7 separate regions of the Homo sapiens genome follow, and regions 2, 3, 4, 5, 6 and 7 are each linked to region 1. Evidence: chromatin loops called from intact Hi-C (ENCODE). Cell type or tissue: HCT116. All regions are shown on one strand.

The links. Hi-C counts contacts between places; a loop is a spot of excess contacts. Peaks named below come from ENCODE experiments on the same cell type or tissue, not always from the same donor. Only the 100,000 strongest peaks of a DNase experiment are listed, where the experiment ranks them.
Region 2: a loop joins it to region 1, with 11 times the contacts of the local background. A loop is called at or near these places in 49 of 110 quality-filtered maps.
Region 3: it touches region 1 in a loop (5-fold over the local background); 3 of 110 quality-filtered maps call a loop at or near these places.
Region 4: a loop joins it to region 1, with 6 times the contacts of the local background. A loop is called at or near these places in 2 of 110 quality-filtered maps.
Region 5: a loop joins it to region 1, with 14 times the contacts of the local background. A loop is called at or near these places in 32 of 110 quality-filtered maps.
Region 6: a loop joins it to region 1, with 6 times the contacts of the local background. A loop is called at or near these places in 3 of 110 quality-filtered maps.
Region 7: it touches region 1 in a loop (9-fold over the local background); 7 of 110 quality-filtered maps call a loop at or near these places.

What each region holds. Positions count from the first base shown.
Region 1 is chr17:72,538,165-72,542,164 of GRCh38, forward strand. The region is part of intron 1 of LINC00673 (long intergenic non-protein coding RNA 673); the gene reads right to left. Among named protein-coding and RNA genes, the nearest start is that of LINC00673, 53 kb to the right of the region's middle. RefSeq lists a silencer at 2,189-2,438. In HCT116, a CTCF peak has its summit at 2,382 (motif pointing left); a DNase peak (open chromatin) is centred at 2,244; H3K4me3 peaks cover 371 bases; H3K27ac peaks cover 1,071 bases.
Region 2 is chr17:71,471,496-71,475,495 of GRCh38, forward strand. No RefSeq gene overlaps it. Among named protein-coding and RNA genes, the nearest start is that of CASC17, 270 kb to the left of the region's middle. In HCT116, a CTCF peak has its summit at 1,896; a DNase peak (open chromatin) is centred at 1,866.
Region 3 is chr17:71,082,399-71,086,398 of GRCh38, forward strand. No RefSeq gene overlaps it. Among named protein-coding and RNA genes, the nearest start is that of CASC17, 120 kb to the right of the region's middle. In HCT116, CTCF peaks have their summits at 2,027 (motif pointing left) and 3,005 (motif pointing right); DNase peaks (open chromatin) are centred at 2,043 and 3,033.
Region 4 is chr17:71,762,596-71,766,595 of GRCh38, forward strand. No RefSeq gene overlaps it. Among named protein-coding and RNA genes, the nearest start is that of ROCR, 260 kb to the right of the region's middle. In HCT116, a CTCF peak has its summit at 2,112 (motif pointing right); a DNase peak (open chromatin) is centred at 2,096.
Region 5 is chr17:71,116,098-71,120,097 of GRCh38, forward strand. All of the region lies in intron 3 of CASC17 (cancer susceptibility 17), which reads right to left. Among named protein-coding and RNA genes, the nearest start is that of CASC17, 84 kb to the right of the region's middle. In HCT116, a CTCF peak has its summit at 2,160 (motif pointing right); a DNase peak (open chromatin) is centred at 2,164.
Region 6 is chr17:71,957,696-71,961,695 of GRCh38, forward strand. No RefSeq gene overlaps it. Among named protein-coding and RNA genes, the nearest start is that of ROCR, 66 kb to the right of the region's middle. In HCT116, a CTCF peak has its summit at 1,615 (motif pointing right); a DNase peak (open chromatin) is centred at 1,636.
Region 7 is chr17:71,236,363-71,240,362 of GRCh38, forward strand. No RefSeq gene overlaps it. Among named protein-coding and RNA genes, the nearest start is that of CASC17, 36 kb to the left of the region's middle. In HCT116, a CTCF peak has its summit at 1,631 (motif pointing right); a DNase peak (open chromatin) is centred at 1,639.

The sequences.
Region 1 (4,000 bases):
GATGGAAAGGGTGATGGGGGCCTGGAGAGACAGCCAGTTAGCAAAATGGTTAAGAGTTAAGCTCTGGGGTTCAAATTCTTGCTCTAACGCTTGACATCGGGGTGACTTTGGGCAAAGTACCGTGACTTCCCTGGGTCTCAGTTCCTCACCACAAAAATATAGCAACACCTGTGCTGTTGGGGTCTTGGGTGGATTAACTGGAATGATCTGGACAGAGCCCTTGGCACAGTATTTGGCTCATAAGCAGCATTTAATAACTTTCTAGCTTCTAAGAAATTACCACCCAATATACAAAAATCAACACAAAATGGATCCAAAATTTAAGCTTAAGAAAAAAAAGAAATTACCCTCCATTATCTCAACTAGACTTTACATCAACCCTATGACTTGGTAGGTATTTGCCCCATTTTACAGATAAGAAAACTGAGGCACAGAGTGTCCTGTGCATCCCCCAAGATCACAAAGCCAGGTAAGGGCAGAGCCAAGGTTTGAGCCCTGGCAGCTGTGGCTGCAGAGCGATGGGCCCACCGCTCTGTTCTGGGGCCTACCCCCGGCACAGCAGACCTGAACGTCCAGGCCTTTCCAGGGCTAGCACAGAGCCTGCATAGCTGCAGTGACTACAGTAGCTGTTTCCTTTGTCCTCGTCCCCTGCAGTTTCTTTCCAGAGTCCCAAGAAGCCACACAACCCTTCAGGAGGAGATTAGCAGCAGCAGAAAACAGAAATAAGAGAAAGTTAGTTTTCTTTTTCTGGGCTAGAGGTGCCCTGCTGCGCTGGAGAGAAACTGGGAGGAGGGAAAGCTAATGCCAGCCCCAGCCCGGTTTCTGCCCGCTGCCCTTTGCAGCTCTAGGTGGAAGCACAAGCTTGCTAGGCTCGGCACGCTCAGAGCTGCAGGAAGGCGGTCAGCTCTGGCAGCCACACTGCTCCTGTCCCAAAGGGAGGACAGACCTAGAGAAGCGGCCTGATCTGCCTTCTCCACCTCCGAATCCCCCCACCACACCCACACACACACACACACACACACACGCCTTTTGCATTTATCCCGGGGTCCTCCAGAGGGACAAGGAAGGGGCTGATTCAGTGACCCCTGAGCCCCGCCTCTCAGTCCCCAGACTTCAGGCAGCCTGGGAAGCCTCCGACCTACATTCAGATGCCTAGGGGTTCTGGGAGGGGCGCTCAAAGCTCAGAGGCCTGAATTCAGCACCCTGCTCAGGCTCTTTGAGAACCGCTGACTTGAAGTGGGCCTGCTCGCTTTGCTAAACAAATATGGGTAACTCTGGTCTTCCAAAAAGAGCTCACAATTCTGTCCTCCCTGGAAGCTACAATTCAATCATCCTCTTCCAAACGTCCAAATCCCAGCTTCAGTGAGGCTATCTCACACAGCAACCTGCCTGGGAGTGACCTGCATGCAAAACTTCAAGAGTTTGAGGGAAACTTGAGGGAAACTTGCAGAAACCAGCTTGCCAAGGAAAAACGCTCCCAGTGCGTTCAATGAAAAAGCAGGCGACCCAGCTAAATGAGTAAACTGACCCAATCGGGGGGATGAAAGGGAACGTATATCTATGCAATGACAATAAATCGTGGAAAGACATATTAAAATACAAAAGCCATTTCTAGACGCAAAATCATGGATGTGTTTTATTTGCTTCTTTGTGTTTTCTGGTATTTTTACAAAACTGCACTGCAGAATGTTTGGAATCAGATGAAAAGTTCATTTCTGAGAAGCCTCCTTCTTTTCTCTTTTAAATTTTCTTCTTTTGCATTCCATTTTGGCCAGCTCGCTTGAACTCTGCGTTCAAACGCCTTTCTCTCCCAAGCAAAAGCTCCAGGAGGAATCTTCTGGAGCAAAGTTAGAACCGCAGGGAAGCTTGAAAAGAGGAAACAGACCAGCCTGGCCGGTGGAGGTTAAATTAAACTACAGTTCTCTAGCAGGCCTCGGGCTTGGTCAGGAGCTATTGGTAAGACGGCAGAAACGGAGTACAGGCCAATAAACAAATCAAAACAAAAACAAGAAGCAAAGAAAGAAAGAAACATGTTTTAAGAAGAATAAAGTCATTAGGTGGCAAGGGGCCTCTGCAGGACCATCCAGGCCAGGGAGAAAAACACCACCAAGGACCCAAACTTCTTTCACTGGGGAGCTGCAAGCAGGAGGCGCTGGCTCTGAGCAGTGGCTTTGTGCTTCGGGCAGAACCGGCCGCGAGGGCTGCGCCCCACCAGCCGCGCGCCGGGAGGGCGGACGCGCCGGGCACAGCCAGGCGCCGGGGGTGACCGCGGCAGCACCGGCCCGGCGGCTGGAAGCAGACGCGCCGCTCCGCCCGCGCCCGCGCCCGGTGGAGCCACAGCGCCATCAAGTGGCCACTCGGCGAACGGCCGCACGGGGAAGCGGCTCAGGCCCAGGGAAGAGGTCCAGGGTTCCCAGCCGCAACTGTCCCTGGGGAAGGGTCTGGACCTGCCAAGCTGCCACTCCAGGGCCTGAGGCAGGAGCCTGCAGACGGACACCAGCTGTCCAGGCGCACTCCACCACCCAGGGCTGCCCCAGAGGATGTTCGGGAATCCTGTCTCCTCCTTCGGGAGAGAGGTTACTTTTGCAGTCCCAGGCCCATTCTCTTCTCCAGCAACTTGCTCACAGTTTAAAAGGTTTGGTTCTCAGAGAGTGGCGCCAGAGCAAAGGGGGCATCTCGCTGCTCTGGGGCATCCTGCAGGGGATGGCGCAGATCTGGGGTCCATGTCTGTGAGCGGACACCATTGGAACATGTGTCTAGAGAATCTGGGCGGGATCACTGCCCACAGCCCTTCAAGGCCCACAAACCTACAACACATCTCTCCTGGAAACAGCACGTGATCCCATATGCCCCCTGGTCTTTGGGTACAAATTATGGGGTGACTCAAGAAGAGAGCACGTGATATGGTTTGGCTGTTTGTTCCCTCCAAATCTCATACTGAAATGTGATCTCCGGTGTTGGAGGTGGGCCTAGTGGGAGGTGTTCGGATCATGGGGGTGGATTCCTCATGAATGGTTTGGTGCTATCTTCACAGTAACGAGTGAGTTCTCACTAGAACAGTTCATGTGAGCTTGGCATGGTGGCTCACACCTGTAATCCCAGTACTTTGGGAGGCCACGTCAGGTGGATCCCTGGAGGTCAGAAGTTCGAAACCAGCCTGGCCAACATGGTGAAACCCCATCTCTATTAAAAATACAAAAAAATTAGTTGGGCGCGGTGGCACGCACCTGTAGTCCCAGCTACTCGAGAGGCTTGAGGCAGGAGAACTGGTTGAACTTGGGAGATAGAGGTTGCAGTGAGCCAAGACTGTGCCGCTGCACTCTAGCCTGGGTGACAGAGCAAGACTCCATCTCAAAAAAAAAAAAAAAAAAAGAAAGAAAGAAAAGAGTTCATGTGAGATGTGATTGTTTAAAAGGGCCTGGTACCTTCCCCCATCTCTTGCTTTCCCTCTTGCCATGTAACATGCTGGTTCCCGTTTACCTTCTGCCATGATTGGAAGCTTCCTGGGGCCTCACCGGAAGCCAAGCAGATGCCAGGGCCATGCTTCCTGTACAGCCTGCTGAACCCTGAGCCAAATAAACCTCTTTTCATTACAAACTACCTAGGCTCAGATAGTCCTTTATAGCAATGCAAATGGACTAACACACCCCATGATCTCCATCCACAAACCACTGGAGGAACCCAACACAGCAACGGAAAAGTTCTCAGAGCACCAATCAGGAATATGCATATTAATATGAACACTATAACAGGAAATTACAGGAAAAGCATAGAGCGTTTGCTCTGTGCAAAGCACTGTGCGAATTCCTTCTGTACTTTATCTTCTTTAACCTTTACCACGACCTTAGGACATGAGTTTTTTATGATGTTTGTTTGTTTGTTTGTTTGTTTTTTACAGAAAAGGAAATGGAAGCACCCAGAGGTCCAAAAACTCACTCAAGGTTGCCTGGCCTGGAGTCAGAGCCTGAGAGCCAGCTCCTTCACTTACACTCCTTGATCC
Region 2 (4,000 bases), 1.1 Mb before region 1:
AAAAATTATTGTGAGAACGAATGTTAAATTATACATTCAAGAAAACATATTCCTAAGGAAAACCAGGGAATGGGCCAAATTTGACTGAAGCCCACTCAAAAATATTTTTGTGCTTCAGTTACTCTTTCTTCCAACACTTAATTTTTTCCATTTCTCCAGAATGCCCCTGATTTTATTTAACTAGTCAGAATTTTTAAATTGTAGCACCTTGTCTGGGCTGCTGTCTTTCAATGTTACTTAAGCTGCAAAATTCTTTCCTTGTTGCTTCTTTGTCTCATCTGACTCTCCCTCTAATCAGATTTCAAATTACTTTACAGCATAGAGGTAGAACAGCAATCTGATTAATTAATCTATTATGTTACATTAAAATGATAATTCATGAGTTGAATCATGTTATTTCTTTCTTTTTCTTTTCTTTTTCTTTTTTTTTTTTTTAAGACAGAGTCTCATTCTGTAGCTCAGAGCTGGAGTGCAGTGTCATGATCTCAGCTCACTGCAACATCTGCCTCCTGGGCTCAAGAGATTCTGGTGTCTCAGCCTCCTGAGTAGCTGGGATTACAGGTGTTCACCACCATGCCCAGCTAATTTTTGTAGTTTTAGTGGAGACAGAGTTTTGCAATATTGGCTGGGCTGGTCTCTAACTCTTGACCTCAGGTGATCCACCCACCTTGGCCTCCTAAAATGCTGGGATTACAGTCGTGAGCCACCACGCCCGGACAGTTCATGTTATTTCATTTCCTCATCTTTCTGAAATCATTTTATTTCCTCTATTCTATTTAATTTTTCCAGCCATCATAAATGTTAATTCAAATTTTCTTTTCCCTGACCCTCCCACCCACCCCAGCACACTGTGAGCTCCCACTTCCTGCTCTATTTTATCCTGTCACAAATTTGTAGTACTTTAATTAAGTGGTGCTACCAACTTTATACTTAATGCTCTTCTCTTTTACATGATTTTTTTCTCTCCAACTATTACAAATTATGTTATACCTTCTTGGAAGACAGAGGTTATAGTAGTTAGTAAGAGCATAAGAAAAAGAGAAAGACCAATGATCTAATGTTTTCTCTACTATTTACTGACTGTGTGATTCTGAATATGTTTGTCTTTTCAGAATTGCTTTCACATTCTCTAAAAAATGGGAATAATAAAACACCTCTTAGGTGGTATAGTGAGTAACTACATAAGGCACTAAATAGAATTTCCTTAGTCTACAGCCTGACATGTACCCTGTGCAGTAAGTATGAACTCCCTTATAGTAGGTGGGTGCAAAAGTAATTGTGGTTTTTGCCTAACTATATGTTTTTATTCTCAGTACTTGCCTCTATGCTTCACTTTCAGCAACTCATAACTCTTTGTTGATTGACGTTGATGCAATCATCAGTTTATCCTATCTTTTGTCTCTCCCTAAAAATTGGTTTATCTTCAAAAGATAGCCTGATGCTCAGTAAGTCAGTCAAGCTCTTTACAGGGAAGCATGTGATATTAACTTGAGGAGCTGCTACAGACATTGCGTAGTATACAGAAGCAGATCAGCAGAGGTCACTGTATAAATCCTGCCAACCAAGGTAGAAATTCAGCCACCATAAACAGCTATTTTGGAATGGAAAGGCTAGAGAAACAGCATGCAGTTAAAAATTAATAGTGTGCTATAAACTTTTCCTTTAAATAATAAATTGATTTTGGATTTGATAGAGTTAGAGTCCCTGTAAGACATCTGATGAAACAGTTCCAAGTGTGAGCCAGTGGAGGCACACATCAGAGGCAGGAGGACTCTGTGGCTTCTCTCAACGCTCATGCATTCCCTCCTTTCCTATCTGCGGGGCTAGGAATGAGCATTATTTTTTTGTTTGGGGTAGTTGCACTTCGGTAGGTTTTTCTACAAGCTACCCCTAGAGGGTGCAATAACCCTCTCCCTCTTACGTTCTCAGCTAGAGACCAGGGGCATGTGTACTGTTGGAAAGTTAATCTGTTCAAAGTAACAGCCAGACCCAAGTGACTCAAAATTTAATTGCAAATAATTTGGACCCAATTTTCAGCCGATTAGCCTTATAACCTGACAGTTATAAAGTGCCTACTATGTGTACATCTTCTTCTGTTTGCACAATTTTCCAATTAGACATAAGAAACATTAAATTGAGCTCCATTCCTCAATTATTAAAAGTTGACCTCTATATTTCTAGGTCAACTAGAATAGTAATTTTAAAATCTGATATTTTATTTATAAGAAGAGTGCTTTGTCTCATTTCCTACAAAAAAGAATGTTAAAAAAATGAACCCCTATTTAGTAAGTATAACTTTTAAATTTGAATGTAGAGTGTCCTAATTTGCTGAAATAAATTTTTATATTACCACTTTATATATAGATTAAAATTGCATCTTTAATTTTTTTTACTCAGACATCGATTAGAAATATAAATGTTTCTTGTTCAATACTTATACTTACTAAAACTGAGTTTGAGGAAATGTCCTCTCTAAGCCTTAGTTTTCTTAATTATAAAATAGGAGATAATATTTGCACATCTGGCACATGGCTGCTCTAAGGGTGAAGTGAGACCATCCATATGAAACACTTAGAACAATGCCTATCATATAGTAAGCACTCAATAAATACCAGCTATTAAGAAGGATACATAATTTTGTGTTACAATATTCTATAATCTTTAATAAATCACAGCTTTGTTACAAAGAGGCATATCACATAATTCTATCTAGTCATATCTGATACTATTCTAATAATTTAGATGTCATTTATTGACTATAGACATATATATGTAATGCACATAAAGAATGATTTGAGACACAAGTCAGAGTGGTTGCTGGTAGGAAAACACACACGCACAAACACACAAATTTCACTTAGTCAATTTGAATTGTGTCAGTCAATGACTTAGAACTGGGAAATTGTAGAGCTTCTTACATTTCAGTAACACCAGTGCCAATCTGTTTGTGCCATTTTAAAATGTTTTGAGCAAAATGTATTTTGTATCTTGGCAATTATGTTATTTGAATCCAGAGTACCCACTCATAAAAGCATGATCAAGTAGGGCAATAAAGATTGGAAGGATAAAAGAGATTCGATATCTTACAAGTGTCCTCTTGCAATCCACCTTCCTTTTACAGAACTAAATTTGTCTTAGAGATACTGCCAATTATCTTAAAAAAACTGTACTCCGCACCTATTGTCACCTTCTTCACTCAATAGAAAACAAGGGGCATCTGAATTAACAAAACGGAAACTCTGAAAAAGTTCCAAACGGCTTCCTCAAATGTAGCACCTTTACCCTCAGAATGTGAAGTTGACAGGTTAGGCACTGACTTAGGAATTTGCTTTTAGGTGCTGGAGATCCCCGTGACCAAATAAATCTTGCCTCACCTACTAACTGATGCTTAAAACTCCACTTTAGCAAACTCTTTCCTTTTCTTGCAGGTTTTTATCTGTGTGAGGAATATAGCTTCATGATATCATCATAACTTTATGATTTCAATCATTTAAAATCTAACACAACTGAAGAACTCGATGACTTATTAGTAAAATGGTAAGATAGAGTATTCAAAGGCACTGGTTCTCTGATAAAAAGAAGAGCGTTAGGCCAGGTGCGGATCACACCTGTAATCCCAGCACTTTGGAAGGCCAAGGCGGGCAGATGACTTGAGGTCAGGAGTTCGAGACCAGCCCCGCCAACAGGGTGAAACCATGTCTCTACTGAAAATATAGAAAAATTAGCTGGGTGTGGTGGCACACACATGTAATCCCAGCTACTCAGGAGGCTGAGGGAGGAGAACTGCTTGGACCTGAGCAACAAAGGGTGCAGTGAGCCAAAATCATGCCACTGCACTCCAGCCTGGGTGAGAGTGAGACTCTGCCAAAAAAAAAAAAAATTAATTAATTAAAAAAAATTAATTAAAAAAAATATATATATAGAGAGAGAGAGAGAGGAAGAGAGTAAACCAGTCTAGAAAAAAGACCTCCAACTCAAAGCCAACATTATGAGGACATAA
Region 3 (4,000 bases), 1.5 Mb before region 1:
TGAACATATATGTGCAGTAAAGTAAGCCACATCATCTAATTAAAGAAATAAAATATTACCTGCACTCGAAGAAAAAAAAAATCACCCATACCTCTTCTGTGATAGCTTCACCTGTTTGAGGTGATTTCTATATTGACTTTGATGATAATCAGCCTCTTTGAGGTAACTGCTATCCTGACTTTGATGAGAATCATTTTCTTTTTTTCCTCTATTGTTTTATCTATTTACCTTTCAGAAATTGAGTTCAATTTTATCTGTCTTTAGACTTTATACAAATGGAGTCCTATTCTGCACATCCTTTTGTATCTTTATTTTGTTCAGTGTGTGTGTGTATGTGTGTGTATGTGTGGGTGTGTATCCTAAAAAGTTTGATGTTTGGATAATCTGGGTGAAGGCTATTTAGAAAAGTACTAATATTGCAACATTTCTGAAAGTCTAGAATCAATAACTAAAAATAAAAATGAAATAAAATAATTTTTAATTAAGATAAATTAAAATACAAAATGTTTTAAAATGTGTACTTTTTAACCTAACTATGCAGTACCACCACTGTCATACAATGAGTATATACAATATGGTCTATTTCTGAGTTATCACAAATTTTTGCATTTATCTACATACCTATCTGCACACATTCTGCATTGTCTTAATCACTATAGCTTCAAAATAAGGCTTAATAACAGGAACAGAAAGTTAACTTGATTCTTATTAGAGTTTTTGTCTATTTATAATTTGTTGCACTTTTATGTGAATTCTAGAATCTACTTGTCAAGGCCTACCAATGGGAAAATCATTACGATTTTTATTGGGATGGAATTAAACCTAGAGATCAGATTGAGGAGTTGAAATCTTTACAATATTAAGGTTTCACTCCATGAACATTGTCTGTCATCCCATTTATTTATTTATTTATTTAAATTTCTCAGTAGTTCTATATTTTTTTCTTAGAGATATTTTACACTTTTGTTAGATTTGTTCCTTAGTACTTCCAACTTTTGATGCAATTGTAAATAATGTGTATTTTATCTCTGTTTAATTTGGTTTTAATGTATCTTAAATCTATGTCATTTAAGCCATAATCATTTAAACTGGTTACGGTGTTTCTTTCCTGGCAAAGTGAAGCTTGTATCATTGTAAAGTGATTCTCTTTAACACAAAAAGTGTTACTAATATAAAAAAAAGTTAGTCTATTTCTGTTATTTTTTGTTATTTATTTACATATTTCTCCCCTTTATTTTAAACCTTTATGTGTTCTTATACTCAAAGTATATGCCTTGAAAACAATATGTAATTTGTTTATGTTTATAATCTGGCCTGATTATCTTTGACTTTTAACTGAAACATTTAGTTTATTTACCTAGTTGCGATTATTGTTATATTTGAATTTCAAAATAGCACCTTATTTTGTCCTTTAAACACAATTTGTGGGCATTCTTAAGAAATAGGATGAGATTCCACTTTAGGGATGCAGTACAAAGTTGTCCAGGCTGTGCACTGCCTCCAGGTAGCACATCTAAATGGACTACCAAGCACTTTACAGATGCCTTAAATTCTTGTACTTGTCGCATAAATTTTTGGGTAGATGCAAGTAACGTCTTATGGGAGAAGAACCTTTTTTAAAATTTGAACTCAGATACCACATGGGTAAGGATTTGCATTTGCTTCTGCTCTGCACCTGGGGACATTGTAGCCCCAGAAAGCTTCAAGCTAAATGCACAGCTTAAGGACCCTTCTCCACCTTGGTATCTAGAAGCTGGATCGCAAAGTTCTGTGAGAGTCGACCCATGGCAACATTATTGCAGGAATTTTTTTTTTCTTTTCAATAACAACCACCCCACTCTTCCTAAGGTGATCTATTCCGTTCCCTAGGGGTTGGGAAAGGGGTTTAGTGCTGCTCCACATTGTATAGCCTGGGAGGTTCCATATTGATGTGAGAAATTTCCGTATTTGACTTCCTACTGGGAGCAGTGGGAAGGCTACTGGGCCTTGACATCGAACCCAGTTAATATCCTTTCCCTGCCCCCTGGTGGTTGCCAAAGTTAGAGACCAAGTTTGCCAATGTATGCAATCGCCATCAGGAAAAAAGTGGTTCCTGTGTCCTGGTGCTTTGCTTAGCTGTCTTGGCTCCTGCTTCTCCATTAATTTTGGCAGTGTCACTCCTTATTATCTTATCATTGCTGTTCGGTTTTCAATGACAACTAAAATAGTTTTTCTGCTTCATTAGTTGCTTTCAGGGAGTGACTTGGTCTCAACAACATAGCCTATTAATACTAAAATGGAAGTCCACATTTAAATCTTTAATGTTTCTACTACAACATTTTACATATGGCATAGAATAGAAATACCGTTTTGTTATTTTTCATATGGGAAGCCAATTGCTTAGTGCTGTCTATTGACTAATTCCTCCTTCTCCCAGTAATTGGCCAGGTCATCTTTGTCAAATATCATGATTCCATATATAAGTTGGTTTGTTTCTTCACTCTAGTTGCTCCATTGCTGAAACATATGTGATATAGTTTGGCTCTGTGTCCTCACCCAGATCTCACCTTGAATTGTAGCAGTCCGCATGGGAGGGACCTGGTGGGAGGTAGTTGAATCATGGGGGCGGGTTTTTCTCCCGTGCTGTTCACATGATAGTGCATAAGTCTCAGGAGATCTGATGGTTTTATAAAAGGGCAGTTCTCCTACACATGCCCTCTTGCCTGCTGCCATGTAAGACATGAATTTGTTCCTCATTTGCCTTCCACCATGATTGTGAGGCCCCCTCCCACCCTCCCAGCCATGTGGAGCTGTGAGTCAATTAAACCTTTTCCTTTATAAATTACCCAGTCTTGGGTATGTCTTTATTAGCAGCTTGAAAACAGACTAATACAATATGTCAGCACATTGCCGTGCTGTCAAGATATTAAGGAGTGACTGTGCCAAAATTCACAGGGAAGATAGCACTAAGATAATTATCAACAAAGCACTGGAATGCAGTGCTGATGGTATTTACCTATGTTGGCAAACTTGGCCTCTAGCTCTGGCAACCACAAGGGGGCAGGGAAGGGTCAGAAGTCAAATTGAGAAGGGTCAGAAGTCAGAATTGAGTCAGAAGTCAAAGCCCAAAGCCTGCTGAAGGTAAAAAGTCGAATAGAACTTCCACCATCAATATAGAACTGCAAAAGGCTATGCGCTCTGAGACAGGCACATGTAAACCAACCATTTCCCCAAACCCTACTTAATAAGACTCTAGTTAACAATAATTTATTGTATCATTTCAAACAATTAGAAGAGAATTCTGAATGTTCTCAACACAAAGAAAGAATAAATGTTTAGGTGACAGATATGCTAATCAATCATTACATACTGTATACATATATCAAAATATCACTCTGTGACTCCTAAATATGTACAATTATTACGTGTCATTCAAAAAAATTAAAGATCCGAGCAACAACAAAAAGTTTAGTATGACATCACCATGGCAACCTGTGAGCATGAAAAAATAACCTACCTACTTCAACTGTATCCTTTACACATAAATAATGTAGTGTAAAAAAAAATTTACACTTAAATAATGTAGCTTTATGATAAGTTTATATGTCTTGCATGACAAACACTTATTCCTTTTCCTACTGTGTTATTATTGTTACTCGATTCTTTTTTTAATGCCATTGAGTCAGATTGTCACATTTTATGATGAAACTTGTTGAAATTTTGACTGAAAATATCTTGTATATATCCGGGGGAACTTGAAATCTTTACAATATTAAGTTTTCCTCACTCTCTTTTTAGTTAGCTTTTTTCAATAAAGATTTATAATTTAATATTAAAGGTCTTCTGCATCTTTTGATTGAATAATTATAGGTTTTTAGGTAAATAGGGTAAGTTTTTCATAACTCTCTCATTCTTTGTTTCTAGTGGCTAGAAATGCAATTGGGTTTTGCACATGAATCTTAAATCTTGCAAACCTGCTAAGCTCAATTACTCCTAGTGAATTTTCTCATCTATATTTTTG
Region 4 (4,000 bases), 780 kb before region 1:
CATCTCCTTCCATCTCTTTGAAAAGTCATTTGTCCAAAATGTAAGGAAGAAAAAGCACATAAGAGATTAATGATTACTAGAAAGTGTCAGTGAGTCATAGTTCATGCGTGTACAGCTCAAGTGGGGGCAGGTGTCTTGGATAATGGCCACCTCACCTTGAACCCCAATTCCATCCAATCACCAGGGAGGCAATATTTCACACCTTGATGGCAGCGTCCATGGAAAATGTGACACAATTTGATTACTGCCCCTTGAACAGTATTACAGTAAAAGAATGCAGTTTATGACACTTAAATGAGAAATAATTTAATGATTCCTACGTTCCCAAATGTCTTTTACCCTTTATTGTTATGTAGACCTCCTAGATAAGCTGTGCAGTTATGACTATTTTTCAAATGCAGAGTAAAAGCAAGAAAAAGTAAAACCAAGTTGGATTTAGGTCTTCACTAAAATGCCCGATTCACCCTCAGTTTCAGTCATTTTCATAGTACTCTTGAGTAGCAACCATTCCTTTTGCCCACAGGCGACTTAAACTCTGAGGTGCAGTCAGGAAGGTACATTATTAACTGGGGTGGGTGACTTCGCCTGTTCTGGGGAAACTAGATACAAACTCCTGGGTACTATTAGGGCCTCTGTGGGTTACCATAGTGAATTCCAACTAACAACGTATATTAGTCTGTTTTCACACTGCTGATAAAGACATACCCAAGACTGGGTAATTTATAAAGAAAAATAGGTTTAATGGACTCACAGTTCCATGTGGCTGGGGAGTCTGCACAATCATGGCAGCAAGCAAAGAGAGAGAACCAAGTGAAAGGGGTTTCTCCTTATAAAACTATCAGCTCTCTTGAGACTTATTCACTACCACAAGAACAGTATGGGGGAACCGCCCCCATGATTCAATTATCTCCCACCTAGTCCCTCCCACAACACGTGGGAATTATGGGAGCTATAATTCAAGATGAGATTTGGGTAGGGACACAACCAAATCATATCACAATGTGTGGCAAAAGTCATTCACCTGGTAGCTTGTCTTACAGCACAAGATCAGTACTGCAGAAATCCCAAGAAGAAAGAGCCCCACCGATTGCAAAGACTAACACACTTAAATGTACTCCCACTTTTCAAATACACATGCTAATGGAAGTGCATGGTTTAGCTTGAGCTCCCTAGTTTTCCTGGATAGCAGCAGAAACCTGCTTTGCTGCACAGTGGCTACGTAGAAGAGCTGCTTCTCTTCCTAGTCTCAGTCTTGGGTACATGTTAGTCCAAAATCCCAGCTGTGTTCTACGTAAAGAGCATCATCATATTTCTTCACCTATGTGAAACCAGCCCCATAAGCTATTTGGGGCCAAAGGGTTTGTGATTATTACACAGGATGTTATATTTTAGTCACCAAGTGATGCACCTTTTATGAACAAAATAACTAGAAAATTTTTCTTTTATTTTCTAAGAAACACACATACACCTCTTAGGATATGCCTGAGATTCCATTTCAAGAGAAGAAAAGTATGATACCCACAGTGTGCATTTAAACAGAAAGAGGAAATTCAGTTATTTTCTTCTTGAACTAATATGCTCAATGTAGTGACTACAACTTAAGTGGAAGAGGATAGACATTATTAGTATCCTGTACCCACAAATGACACAACTGAGGCACCTAGAGTTGATTGAAACAATCCAGACAAATAAATATTTTCAGGATTGAGATTTGAATGCAAGTCCAATGTTCACACTTCCTGGCTTTCAGGGGCTGCCCAACCATTTGGTACTTTAAATCCTGTTAGAACTTGAATGCACACACACATTAAGGGCTTAACAAGTAAGTTTTGTTCTTCAGTTCAATTAGAATGTTGTCAACCTTATAAAATAAAACTTCACATTAAACTGGTTAAATGATAAGCCGATGAGCCTTGTTATTTTATGTGTCAATAAGTCTCAGGTGGGGCAGATCCAGGACTGAATAATTCAGTGGATCAACGATGTCATCAAGGACTGATCACTTCCCTCTTGCTGCTCTGTCATCCTCACCCTACGGGCCATGTCCTTGGCTTGTCCCCTTTAGCACTGCCACACAGCTGCTAAGGGCCCAGGCATCACAAGCAGACACAGCAATGACCAGCAGGGGCAGGCGAGGCTTCTTTTGTGATGCCTTCTCTTACTTAGCCACACAACCTTCCTAGAAACTCCTTAGCACACTTCCTCACACTTCACATGGACCACAATTGTACACATCATTTCTTAATCAGAGCAGATGAGAAAAATGGAATTGATTTTGCTTGTAAGGAGTAAAAGAGAAGTAGGAGATGGTTGTTGTATTTAATCAACAATATCTGCTATATTCTTTCAATCTCTAATGTAGTTGGCCTATGCACAGTGATATTAATCATTATGAAAGGATTAAAAAAGAGACGTTACTGAGGTTAATTAGAATGAGAGTTCAGCCTTAAATTTAAAATGTAAATGGGGATGGAGACAGAAAGATATTAAGGATACAGTTAATCCATTAATATACAAATACACACATACCCACATAAGTAAATTTGTCAATTAAATATACAATTAAAAACAATATTTTAAACATACAGGTAAAACATGCTGAATATCAAACTAGTCTAACTATTGGAATGACATGAATTAAAAAATTACATTTTCTAACAGATACAAATGGTAGGAAAGTTATTTTTTGGTTTCGTTTATTCATTTGTTTTTGTTTGTTTATATTTGGGCTATCTGCTATGAGATTTCTTGAGACCTTTGCTAACTAGAACTTTCAAAGACCAAGGAATACAAAAAGCAGTATTTAATGTCCAGGTGAATGATTATATTTTCTCGTTACATTTACCAAACTTCATTGTATCAATTTAGGATGCAAGAAGACTTCAGACGCTGCTCTCAAAATCACCAGCAGTGAAGTAGATAGCAGACACAGAAAGAACAAGTAATGGCCTGGCTTCTAAAAACAGAAAGAGAAGATTTATAGCCTCCATAAAGCCAGCATGACTCAGGGCCAAGTTCATTCTGCATCCATCCCCCACTTTCTCTTGTCACAGGAGAATGAGCCGAGGACCACTTTTGCCAGCAATCTCATCTGCAGCATTCCAGTAGCCCCTGCCAGACCTGGCAAGGGTATTGAGAGGCACCCTCCTTTTTTTCAAGAAGCAGGGCTCTGGACAGAATCAGGCCAACTCCACAGGTCACACATGAGCTGCTCTTGTCTGCCAATGAGCTGCTTGATTGGTGCTTAGAAGGTGCTGGCTCTTCCTGCCCCAGTGATGGTTCTCTACAAGCCATCTCTCACCTCACCTGAAACGTGGGTGCTTTCTCAAATTCCTCACAAGAAAACATTGATACTTAGTGTTCTATATCTATACTCGGTCTTAGAAATGAATATCCCAGTTTGGTTCGCCTGCAGAACAGCTTTTACCAATCATTACCAATCTCAGCACATCACCACCTCTTCCTATAACTCCAGGAGGTTCACATAAACATAAGAAAATCAAGTTTTATGCTACTAATCCAGACTAAATCATTTCTCCCTCTGGGAAAGTAAGCAAGCAGAATTGGTCTAAATAAACTATAAGAAATCTTCAGTTATGAAGAAAAACATACATACACATGCACCACATTGATATAGAGATAGAAAAGTCCCTGCTCCTACTACTAATATAGCCTATCTTTTCACAGGTCATTGAAATTTTACTTTAAAATATGTGTGCTGGGGGCGGTCAATGGATAGTTACAGTTATCAAAGTACAAAATTCTTTTTAGGGAAAATAAAACCTCTGTAGTTACATTTTTTCAGGGTCTGGTTCTCAGACCCCTGGTTAGACTGAGATGAGGACTGAGATCCTGTGAGCAAATCCTTCATGTTCCTAAAGCCACTGAAGGCTTTTCCCAGGAGGACCCCACAGAAAGGTCCAGCCCTTGGCCAGGTGCAGTTATAAGTCCAGCCCTTATAACAAGCTGCCTGGGATCCAGGGCATTGAAATACCAGAAG
Region 5 (4,000 bases), 1.4 Mb before region 1:
TCAGGGAGTTCTGGAATGAAAGAGAACCATTCCACTGAATTTATAATCTTGCAGGTACGTGGTAGCTATTGTTGTAGTTACAATACTTACAAAATACCTAAAAAACAGCCTAATTGACAAGCATCCTGACTGTTTGCATTTACAAGTCAATTTCATTAAAGAATTACCTCATTTGATCGTCACAGAAACCACAGGATATAGATATGACTGAAGAGATTAAGGAGCTAGGAAATAAATCTGGGACTCTGAAAACAGGTCTAATTCTGATCCTGAGAAGCATCCAGGTTGTTTGAGAAATGAAGACCAATAAGAATGAAAGCCAAAGAGGAAAATGTGGGTGTAAACTGACTATAATAGAATGCTACTGTTTGCATAGAAGTTTATAAGAACAAAATAAGACAGAAGAGAATGAGAAGATCCAGGACTATGAGTTCAGTATTGTGCTTGTTTAATATCGAGATTTCAGTCCTACTGAATCATAATATCTGGAAATGGGGCCTCGGAAACTGAGTATTTAACGAGCTGCCTATGTGATTTTGATGAATAGTCAAAGTAGAGGGCTACAGTATAAAGAATGTTCCTGTATCCTGGGATGAAGCAAAAAGAATCAGGACACAGAAGCTGGCAGCGGCAATAGAAAACAGAAAGCTTAGAGGACATGTGTCCACTTATTTATCTACGAATATTTATTAACCATGTATAATATTCCAAGCTCTGTGCTGGGTGCTAGGAGACAATGGTGAGTAAAAGAGGGAAGGCTTTTCTACTCATGAAGTTTACACTCAAGATAAAACCTCCTAAAGAAGTAAAGAGACCTACTATTTGATAGCACAACACGGTGACTATAGTCAAGAATAACTTAATTCTATGTTAAAAAAAAACTTGAGTGTAACTGGATTGTTTACAACTCAAAGGATAAATGCTTAAAAGGATGGATACCCTATTCTCCATGATGTGCTTATTTCACTTTTTATGCCTGTATCAAAACATCTCATGTACCCCGTAAATAGATATACCTACTATGCAACCACAAAATTTAAAAATAAAAAAAGCAAAGAGAACCCATGATGCCAGACTGAAATAAAAACAGTAAAGCAGAGGATATTTTTAAATTGCTCTAAGATTTCTAACATAAAATAGTAGGAAAAGCGTGGCTTCATTTAAATGAAGGAATTGGGAAATAATAATATTATGATAAGAAATACATTCCCCCCAGTTTGGGTAAGACGGGGTTTCAGCTGATGTGAGGGCATGTTGAATTTGGGGTACCTCTGAAAAAAAATAGGAATGGGAGAAAAGTTAGTCCAGGGACAGGCCTAGGAAAGCAGGTATTTGTCTAATCTGATGTTTATTGGAAGCCATGAGAATCAATGAATGTATCCAGAAAGTGAGACTATGAACAAGACAAATCTGATGGTAACATTTTTAGCTTTAAGACTCACAGATAAAAAGCCAGGCAAAGAGAGAAAGTGATCATATTCAATGAATACAGGAGGAAAGATGAGAGCAGAAAGAATCCAACTAGGAAACCACACAGTTGGAAACCAACGAAGAATTTTGAGGATGACGTTGAGGTCATGAAGAGGTCAATGAGCATAAGGATTGAAGACACCCACGTGAGTAAATCAAATTTAACACTTTGGAGAGCAGATTTAGGAAGACAATGAGAAATAAAGGAGAGATTTTAGAGTGCCTGACAGCAAGTAGGCAGATACAACTTAGGGACAGCGGATATAGGTCACTAATGAAGAATAAAAGTTTAAAAAGTAGCTCGAAGACAACCTGAGCATTACTGAGAATAGGAACAACAACAACAAAACCATGTAAAGGAAGTAATTGAAAAGTACAGAAAAAGAGTGGAAAATTCTATAAATGAGGAAGAAATGGCTCCAGGGGAGTTTTAATAACTAGAAATAACATACAACCTTTCAAGTCATTTTATTCCAGAAAAAGATTACCTGTATCCATTTAAACGCAATTGTTAACTGTGTTTTCTTTCATTTAATTGTTTTAGGTTCTGAACATAGAAGAGGTCTGTTTTCCTATCATTCGACACTGAAATGACGTTTCCAGGATAAAATTCTCCAATTCATGTCGAGTGTGCTTATCCATGTTTTCCCCAGGTGACCATCTAACCCCCTCAATATTTTTTTCCACCAGGTGGCAATGCCCTCTTACTATTGAAGAGCTGAAAGCTCAACATGACAAAAACAGTGAATAACCTGGGTTTCTGAAAGAACATTCTGACAACTGTCTTTGTTTAGAAAGTTGACATTTTCATCAGAGTTGCCTCCTGGAAAATCCATTACAGATTCCCAAACTGCTGATTATACACAACCTGAGAAGAAATCTAAGGGAAGGTGACTGGCTGCTTTATATCAAAAGAAGGTCACCTAATGTCTTAAACTCAAAGTGTGTTTTTTTTTTTTAGAAAGAAGGAGAAAAGGTTTTTGATAATCTGAAATTTTGGCAGCATAGGGCAGATAACAGAAAGTCTGATCTACTCTCAAGAAAGAAAGGATGGATAAAACAATTGATTAAGAAAAAAAACACAAAATGAGAGAGTGAGGGAAAATTTTAGGGATTGATTTATATATATTTTAAATTAGTAATCAATAAATATTTGATGAATGAATGAAAGGACAGAAAAGAGAGTATCTGATGAAATGCAATATTCTATGATCTAGTACTCCAGAAATTGTTGAAAGAAAAGGAAACATTTTGAGAAACATCAAGTTTAGAATATAGACTGGAACAGGGGTCAGCAAACTGTGATCCATGAGACCATTCTGGCTTAACACCTGTTCTTGCAAATAAAGTTTTATTGGAACAACCACATTCATTTATTCACAAATCAACTATGGCTGCTGCCATGTGCTGTAACTGCAGAACTATGTGTTTTCCACATAACACCAGGCCCACAAATCCTAAAAGACTTACTAACTGGCCCTTACCATGAAAAGTGTGATGATTTCTGGAGTAGCATTTAAGGACATGGGTTTTAGAACCAGATAAATATAAACTTCAGTCTCAGTTCTAACACTTAATAGCTGTTTGACCTTAACTAAATTGTAAGGGTTAATGTAGGCCTTGCTTTTAAAACACTTAGCACCCTGCTGATACACAGAAATCATATTACTCATTACTATCTCTCTTGTGTAAACTCAATGAGAAACTGAGATAATTTCCTCAACTCTCATTAATCCTCAAAAACGAAAATATTTTGTAATTATAGACAAACGGTGGAGAATAAATGTACCTCCTTTTAATTCTGGCAAACCTGCTTTCTCCAAATAACTCCTCTCTGTTTCCTTCTCTTTCAGTAGAGTCAAACTCTTGATGACGGTATTTAGCAGTTGGTAAATGCCTAGTGTGCTGAGTCTGTGCAGATCTGATACTCTTCACAGTCCCTGACCAAAGCCCCGGATCCTGAATCTTACAAAATGCAATGGAATCTTGAAAAATAGAAAAGACATGGGGCAAGTATTCAAAACTTACCCTAAGTGCTTCTGACCCTGAATAGCTAAGGCTCAAAATTGGCTTACAGAACATGCAATGATGATTTTGATGGTTTTTCGTTCTAGTTTCTAACTAATTCAGTGTTTGGCTGCCAGTAAGGGCCTTTGGCAAACACCTATAGGAGAAGTGTCTAAAATGTAAAGTGAATCACTGGAAATGGGAACTCTGTCAAAATAAGGGAATTAAGTTCATTAAAGGTGTGGTAGCTTAATTTACTGTGCCAGTTCATACTGATCAGGGTTGGCACTGAACACTCAGCTAGTGCAAACCCACCCAAACTTGGCAGAATAAATGACCCCAACCAATCCAGCCTCTTGGCTTTCTCTCCAGGTTAAATGTGCTTAAATTAGTAAAAATTGGGTTTGGACTATGGGCCTTTCTTGTCTTCTAGATTGGGGCTGTGTTGTATCAACTCCATGAGACAAACAGCAAAGACAACTTTGCTCATGGGGTAGAATGGTTGACATCTCCAGGTGAGAAA
Region 6 (4,000 bases), 580 kb before region 1:
AAAAAAAGAAGAAGTGTGTGGCAGTTCCCCCCACCCCCAGCTTCTCTCCTGCCACCATGTAAGTTGTGCCTTGCTTCCCTTTCACCTTCCGCCATGATTGTAAATTTCCTGAGGCCTCCCAAGCCATGCAGAACTATGACTCAATTAGACCTCCTTTCTTTATAAATTACCCAGTCTCGGATAGTTCTTTATAGCAGTGCAAAAATGGACTAATACAGTATACTAGTTCAAAAATAGAGTAAAAATTTCTTCCCATGAGCTCTATCAAAAATCTCAGAATTCACTCTCATTAGACTAACATGATGACATGCTCACCTTTGAACTAATCAGTGTGACCTACAGAAATGTACATGTTAATTAGTCTGAGCTAGACAGAGTGGTGTTTTTCTGCTCCAATCCCAACACTGAGTCTGGGAATTCAAAAGTAGTTTTCCAAGAGAAAATGGAAGTACTATGTTGCTATTTGAAGCAGAGAGAATGGAAACTGAGCAGGCAAATAGACCATCTTTCTACTAAAAAAAAGGTATGAATGGAGGAAAGAGAAAAATAAAAGGAGATACCTGGCAAAAGACTCAGAAAAGCTGGGGCATTAGAAGTTGCAAACAGATTTTCACATCCTAAAATCCATGGTAGGATTTTAACTTGGAGTTATGTGTTCAGTGGTAGGTAATGGATTTTCTACTGTTGTATTCAGACAGGTTCCCTTGCCTGGTTCCTACCGAAGAGCAGCCAACAGGAGTTAGCTGGGGAGTTTTTTGGTCACAGGGAACAGCAGTGTCTACTGTATTTTATGGGAATTAAACCTGTAATCTAATTGTGAATAATCAGAGACTGAAACTTGGGATAGCTGTTTGCTACAGAACCAAAATAAAAGCAAATTTATCAGGATGTGTTAGCCTACAAGTAAAAGAAAATCCACATTCAAATGGCTGAAATAAAAAGGAAATTTATTTAGCTAGGAATGCAAAGACAGGGCAGGTTCCGAAAAATATGTAAAAACTGATTTGTTAAAACTTTATTTTCTGGCCAGCTGTGGTGGCTCATGCCTGTAATCTCAGCACTTTGGGAGGCTGAGGCAAGAGGATTGCTTGAGGCCAGGAGTTCAAAACCAGCCTGGCCAACATAGTGAGACGTCATGTATACAAAAATAGAACAACTTAGCAAGGCCTGGTGGTATGCACCTATAGTCCCAACTACTTGGGAGGCTGAGGGGAGAAGACTGCTTGAGCCCAGGAGTTTAAGACTGCAGTGAGTTATGATCGTGCCACTACACTCCAGCCTGGGCAACAGAGCAAGACCCCCATTCAAAAAACCCCACAAATCTTTATTTGTGTTTCCACCCTCAATATCTCCTATAGCTTAAGACTGATGGTCACCAGATGGCTGCAAGTAGCTTCATGCTCCCTTGCTCAGGCCTAGCATAAGAAAGAAAAATCTCTTTCCAAAGCACGAAACATAAGTTTTCCTTTTTTGGTCTGCAAGAATTAAGGAAGGTCATGCAATATTAGGGACATACTTTCACTACAAATAACATTGGTTATCGGAAATTCAAATATAACTGGGCATCCTGTATTTTATCTGCCAACTCCAGACCTGATTGATTTAGATTTACCCAAAATGCCCTCTAGAGGGAGGTAGGGAAGACACAGGGACAAAATCAGGCTTTCAATGTCTGTCTCATTTTTAGAAAGGAAGACAGTAAACCGAATGCTAAAAATGCATACAGTGTCTGCCACACTATATGTCAGTTAAGGGAATTTGGAACAGAAACTTGAGGATTAGTGGTTTTATCCAACAGATCATCTCAAGGCTTATACCCTGGATTTGTAAAGTATTATAACTCAGTATAATTGTACAAGTATGTATTTAATACTTTTTAATCAGTGAGACACTCTTGAAGATTCCAGGGGACCACTGAGCCTCTGCCTCCAACGTGCTTCCAGTATAATAGAGGGAATTAAATAAGCACAGGAGGTGAGGAGCACCCTGAAAAAGATACAGAGAGCCATGAGGCTCCAGAACTAGGCTTCCCTAGCAGAGCCAACCTCGAAAACATGCCTCAAAGGATATTGAATAAGAAGGGACATAATAGAGAACTGGGACATAAAGACCAGAAAAATATTTTAGGGCTAATTTTTACAGAGAAATTTCAATTCAAATTGGAAATGTCTACAAATTATCCAATAGTGAATGTGGCAAGGAAGATTTTCGAGTGGTGGTGTGGTATGATTGAAGCTGCATTTTGAGAAAAATCAATCTGATAGCAATGTGTAGGATGAATTGGGGTGAGGACAAGACCATCAGTGAAATGGTCTAGAACAATACTATCAGATCTAAAACCCTCTTTTGGTACCTAGATTTTGTAAAGGCTAGTTTACTCTCTTGAAATGAAATTCAGAGAATATAACCATCCTGTAAGCATAATTCTAGGAAATTTAGTAAAAAACTCTAACTGTAATAGAAATAAAAAATAATTCCTTTAATAATAAAACTTACATTCTACTATGAGGGTCAAACTACAGACCCAATACATCTTTCCACCTATTTTTATATTGTCTATGATAAAAATGCACAATATAAAAATTGGCAATATATAATGAGAAAATGACTGTGTCCAAAATGGAATGCAAAACCATGTCTTCAATCTACCATGTCCTGAAGGTCTTGAGAACACTTACACCCTAGCAGAGTGAGACAAGCTCCCATTCTAAACAAATCTAAACAGACCCAACACAACTTTCCACCTATTTTTATATTGTTCATTGTTTCATTTTTAAACACTTTATTAGCCTGCTCTCATGCTGCTAATAAAGACGTACCCAACACTGAGTAATTTATAAAGGAAAGAGGTTTAATGGACTCACAGTTCCACATGGCTGGGGAGGCATCACAATCATGGTGGAAGATGAAGAGTGAAGCAAAGGCACATCTTACATGGTGGCAGGCAAGAAAGCATGTGTAAGCAAACTGCCCTTTATAAAACCATCAGATCTCGTGAGACTTATTCAGTATCACAAGAACAGCATGGGAAAGACCCGCCCCCATGATTCAATTACCTCCCACCAGGTCCCTCTCACAACACATGGGGATCATGGGAGCTGCAATTCAAGATGAGATTTGGGTGGGGACACAGCCAAACCATATCAAATGCTTATATTTTAAATAATCACATAAGTTACTGGCTTGCAAAGCATAAAGTATTTACTATCTGGCCCTTTACAGAAAACTATTGCTAAGCTCTGCCAGGAATAACTACAGAATGTGCGTGACCGCAAAGTAAAATTGAGGGCTCCTTGTTCAAAAATTATTAAGAACAATACAGCAGTCAACCAAGAGCAGAATTCACATCCATGAAGCCAGCCCTCTCTGTTCTAGTATAGAAATACTCAGACACAACTCCACTACCAACAAAATGAACTAGTCCGATAAGTGTACCTGTGAATGCACCAGTTACAACTACAGACAAAAACAAATAGGACCATGCATAATGCACAACCCTGGGTAGTAGCCCCAATACAAATGTGATTTATTGGCAGCTCAAGTACGAGGGTGGTGTTTCCATTCCTGATGATTTTTTTTCATTGCTAACAACTCTTGGGGAATTTTCAAATAATATAAAGTATAATCTTGGGACAGGCGAGGTGGCTCACGCCTGTAATCCCAACACTTTGGGAGGCCGAGATAGGCAGATCACGAGGTCAGGAGATCGAGACCATCCTGGCTAACATGGTGAAACCTCGTCTCTACTAAAACTACAAAAAATTAGCCGGGCATGGTGGTGGGTGCCTGTAGTCCCAGCTACTCGGGAGGCTGAGGCAGGAGAGCGGCGTGAACCCGGGAGGCAGAGCTTGCAGTGAGCCAACATCACGCCACTGCACTCCAGGCTGGGTGACAGTGCAAGACTTTATCTCAAAAAAAAAAAAAAAACTATATATATATATATATATATATATATATGTGTGTGTGTGTGTGTGTGTGTGTGTGTAATATTCATTATATA
Region 7 (4,000 bases), 1.3 Mb before region 1:
TCTCAAACTCCTGACCTCAGGTGATCCGCTGGCCTTGGCCTCCCAAAGTGCTAGGATTATAGGATTATAGGATTATAGGTGTGAGCCACCGCGCCCGGCCTTGCTCATCTTTTTCTAAGAGATTCAGTAGCCCAAGCTAACATAGATTTCATTCTGTTTCAGCAAAAAATATCTGTGACATGCTCATGAACTGTCCTTCCCAGCTGTTTACCATTCACCTCTATTTTTCATTCATCTCTGTTTTCTGTTCACTTCTGTACCATTTCTTTCTGTTTTCCTGAGAAATGAGCCCACTGAGATAAAGACTGGCCCAACAAGAACACTGAAAAGCATTCCTTAAGGTGAAAAATAGAAAAAAAATCCATTTCTGAAGTTCTTTTTAGACTTACAGTTTTGAGCATTGGTTCACAAATTTGCCTGCAAATAGAGTCAATAGAAATTTTTAAAAATAGACTCAAAACAGAGCCAATTATAATATGTTGATGAGACCCAGTTATCAGTACATGTATTTCCTGGGTGAAAAATATCTTAAAATTACAGCATTAAGTTATGTTATCATTTGAATAGAATTATTTTACACGAGCTAAATGACATTAACTCTATAGTTTTCAGGTAAATCATGAGAACTTGTCTAATCATCAATTGGATGTTGTGCCATCTGTGTACTTTGATCAATAAGATAACCTACATGTGTACGTTACCTTTAATTTGGTACATTTTAAGAAATAAAGACATTTCTGATAATTTTAATGATCAAAAAAGCAAAATGAGGTACACCATCATTCCAAAACAGATTCCAAGGCATCGAAGTATTTGTTCAAATAAAGAAATGAACTAAAACATTACACATATCAGACTCCAAAAGGGTCAACAACAACCCATAAGCTCAATAGACCCATCAGCTCAGAACTAATTTTGAGCCCATGTGTCAGTCAGTATTTATTAACCACCTACTATGTGTCAAGCACATGTGGAATTTGGCAGTCTATATTCCAATGCTACAGAATGTTCTTGGAATGGCTAACTCATTTCAAGACCTATGTTGACTATAATGTCTGATCACTTGTAAATTCTCCAAATATCTACATCATAGTGGTAAGCGCTGTATAAGCAAGACATTCTCAAACACCATCACATATTATCCCTATTTAATTGACCAAATTGCAAACATTCAGCGTGTTTACATTTGATGTACGTTACATGATATAATGCTGAATGTGTCAATTGTGCTCATGATTAATGTAAGTTGAACGTTACTATTATAATATCTAATTTTCTGAAATGCTAAGGTAAAAATTTTCCTATTTTAACATTTCTGAAATTAAGATGTATCTTATCATTGAGTATAGACTGGGTATGGCTTATATTTACTCTTCCTTCCATCAGCCTCTCCCAACCTAAAAACTAACATTACATTAAATTGATATCTTAGAGTTGAAGACTGTTTAGAAGAAAGAAATACAGGAGCTTCCCTAAGTAGTTCAATAACCCTATGTATACATCATTCTTCTAAAGTAGGGGAAGGAGAAGATAAAAACAAAGATCATCAATGTTCAGTCTGGCTGATAGACAAAGCCTAAGTATTATTGCAGAATATCATAGTCCATATTATCAATTTCCAGCAGATGGCATCTCACACTGTTAAGTTAGTCATTGAGGAGCCTATGGGATGTCCTTGCTTGGATAACACATGGAACTCCAAATTGTGCTTGTGTTTCATGAGAGTACATTTGCCAGCACAGTCACCTAGAATGAGAATTTCTGTAACTAGCCTCAGCATGTGGTCACTAAGATTGCCCACAAGCATTTAGTATTTTCAGCAGAACCAAAGCATAGTGCACATTTTAATGGCAGTGACTCCTGTTTTAGAACAGTCTGCACAACATAATTGTAGGGCAAGGTGGGAATTATGAGTCTTAAACAAGTCTTGTAGGTGGGGATAACATGTGTATTAAAATAACCAAAACCATTGGCTCTGCTTTTCTGCAGATAAGCCTCACACAGCTATGATTCACAGCACTGTACAGCTGCATCTTTCTGGAGAAAATCTTGCAGTATTTAACTGTGCCTTCTGAGATATATTCAATTTTTCCACTTTTATTAAAATTTCCATTATGATAATATTTGTTTTCAGTACTTCAATGAATAATTTTAAAACGCATATTAACATATGAATCTTTGCATCCTAGGCAAACTTGAGAACCAATGTTCAAAACAGTAGGGTTAACAGGAACTTCAGAAATTGATTTCTTTCCTATTTTTCCCCTTAGATTCTTTTCAGTGCTCTTGATGGGACAGTATCTATCTGAGTGAGCTGATTTCTTCAGGAAACAGAATTAAATGGCACAGAGTTAAATGGTACAGAGGTGAACAGAAGACAGAGGTGAATGGAAAACCGAAGTGAAGGGTAATTTGTGAGCATCTCACAGATATTTCTGCTAAAGCAGAATGAGATCTATACTACCTCAGGCAATGAATGTCCTGGAAAAATCCTGGGTAAAATGTTCAAAAGTAATTTCAGTTTATCTCATGTTGTCTAACAGTCACTTGAAGACGAAAGAGAAATTTCATGCGGCAATAGCTAAGCATGGCTTTTTTTTTTACACCGTATTTTATTAGACTGTGGAATCTTCACCTTGTTCTTAGTCAAATTGTTCAAGATAACTCTTTCTCAGCACTCTATTTTTTCTTAAATGTCAACTAATTATGCTAACAAGCATATCAACAAGAATATATAAACCCTCATTTTGTTCAATTAACACTAAATCAGCAACTGATTTCAGTGAAATAGTGGTTTCAAGATGAAAGGACGCATTTGAGCTACACGATGTCTTTAGCTTGATCGAAATTCATAAAAGCTCCTAACATCAAAGGGGAGAAATAAGATCACATTTTAAGATAATACAATTCTAAGTTATATTTTTTAAGTTGAAATGACATCATAAAAATTGTGCCTAACAAAATGCTAACTGAATGTCCCGAAGAACAGAAACAAAAGCAGTTCGCATTGGAAGCTATTTTAGATAAGAAGTTTTGATGCTATAATGAAGAAAAAAATCAAGTAAATTGCTTCTTTTGGAAGAGATAACAAAATTTGTCACCTGAATAAGTGTGGGAATTGAAATAAAACCTATAAATGAGTCCATTTTGACAGAATGCTGGTATCAAAACTCTACAATGAATTACCAATTCTATTCAAATGATAACATAATGCTGTAATTTTAAGATATTTTTTACCGAGGAAATACATGTACTGATAACTGGGTCTAATCCACCAATTAGATAATAGATAAAAAAATGCTGACTTGTGGTTCGCATGAGCTGAAAAAAAAGGACATTTTTATTGAAATGTCTAGAGTGTCGTTGTAAATGTAGGTCTGAAGTTCAAGAGAAGTTGGAAATAAGCTTTATCCAAGAGTCTTCCATGCAGAAATAAGAGTTTAAAACTCTGGAATGGGAAAATTTCTGAGATAGAGAGTATAGAGAAAGAAATGGAGAGTAATGGGAACCACTGGGTAATGAAACTTGGGTTAGATAATCATTTTATCTGCCTTTGGCTCTTCTATAATGCATATGACTACCATTTCTGTAGAGTGAGGCCAACTATAGTACGGGTGAATTTAATAATAAATTATAAGAAAAATGTTCCACCATTGTATTCACATTACATGAGTGTGAGCATCCCTTGCACATCCCTAGTACTCCCTAAAAACTGAAGGAGAAACTAATTATAATGTATTTATTTGTATTGACTATGAAACGTTTTGTTCCCCAAATGCTTGATTTTCTCTCTTCCTTATCAATCAGTGATCAAATTCTTCTAAAGATAAAATAAAGATTGCTTTATGTTTTATATTAAACAGAAACTAGTGTAACTCTGCCTAATTAAATGGCTCCTATCTAATCCTTCCTAGTCAGTTCTGGCAAAATTAAAAATTTAGAATATTGAACAAATGAATAGTCTTCCTACGTAGTATTTTTCTATTTCAGCTACAGCCAA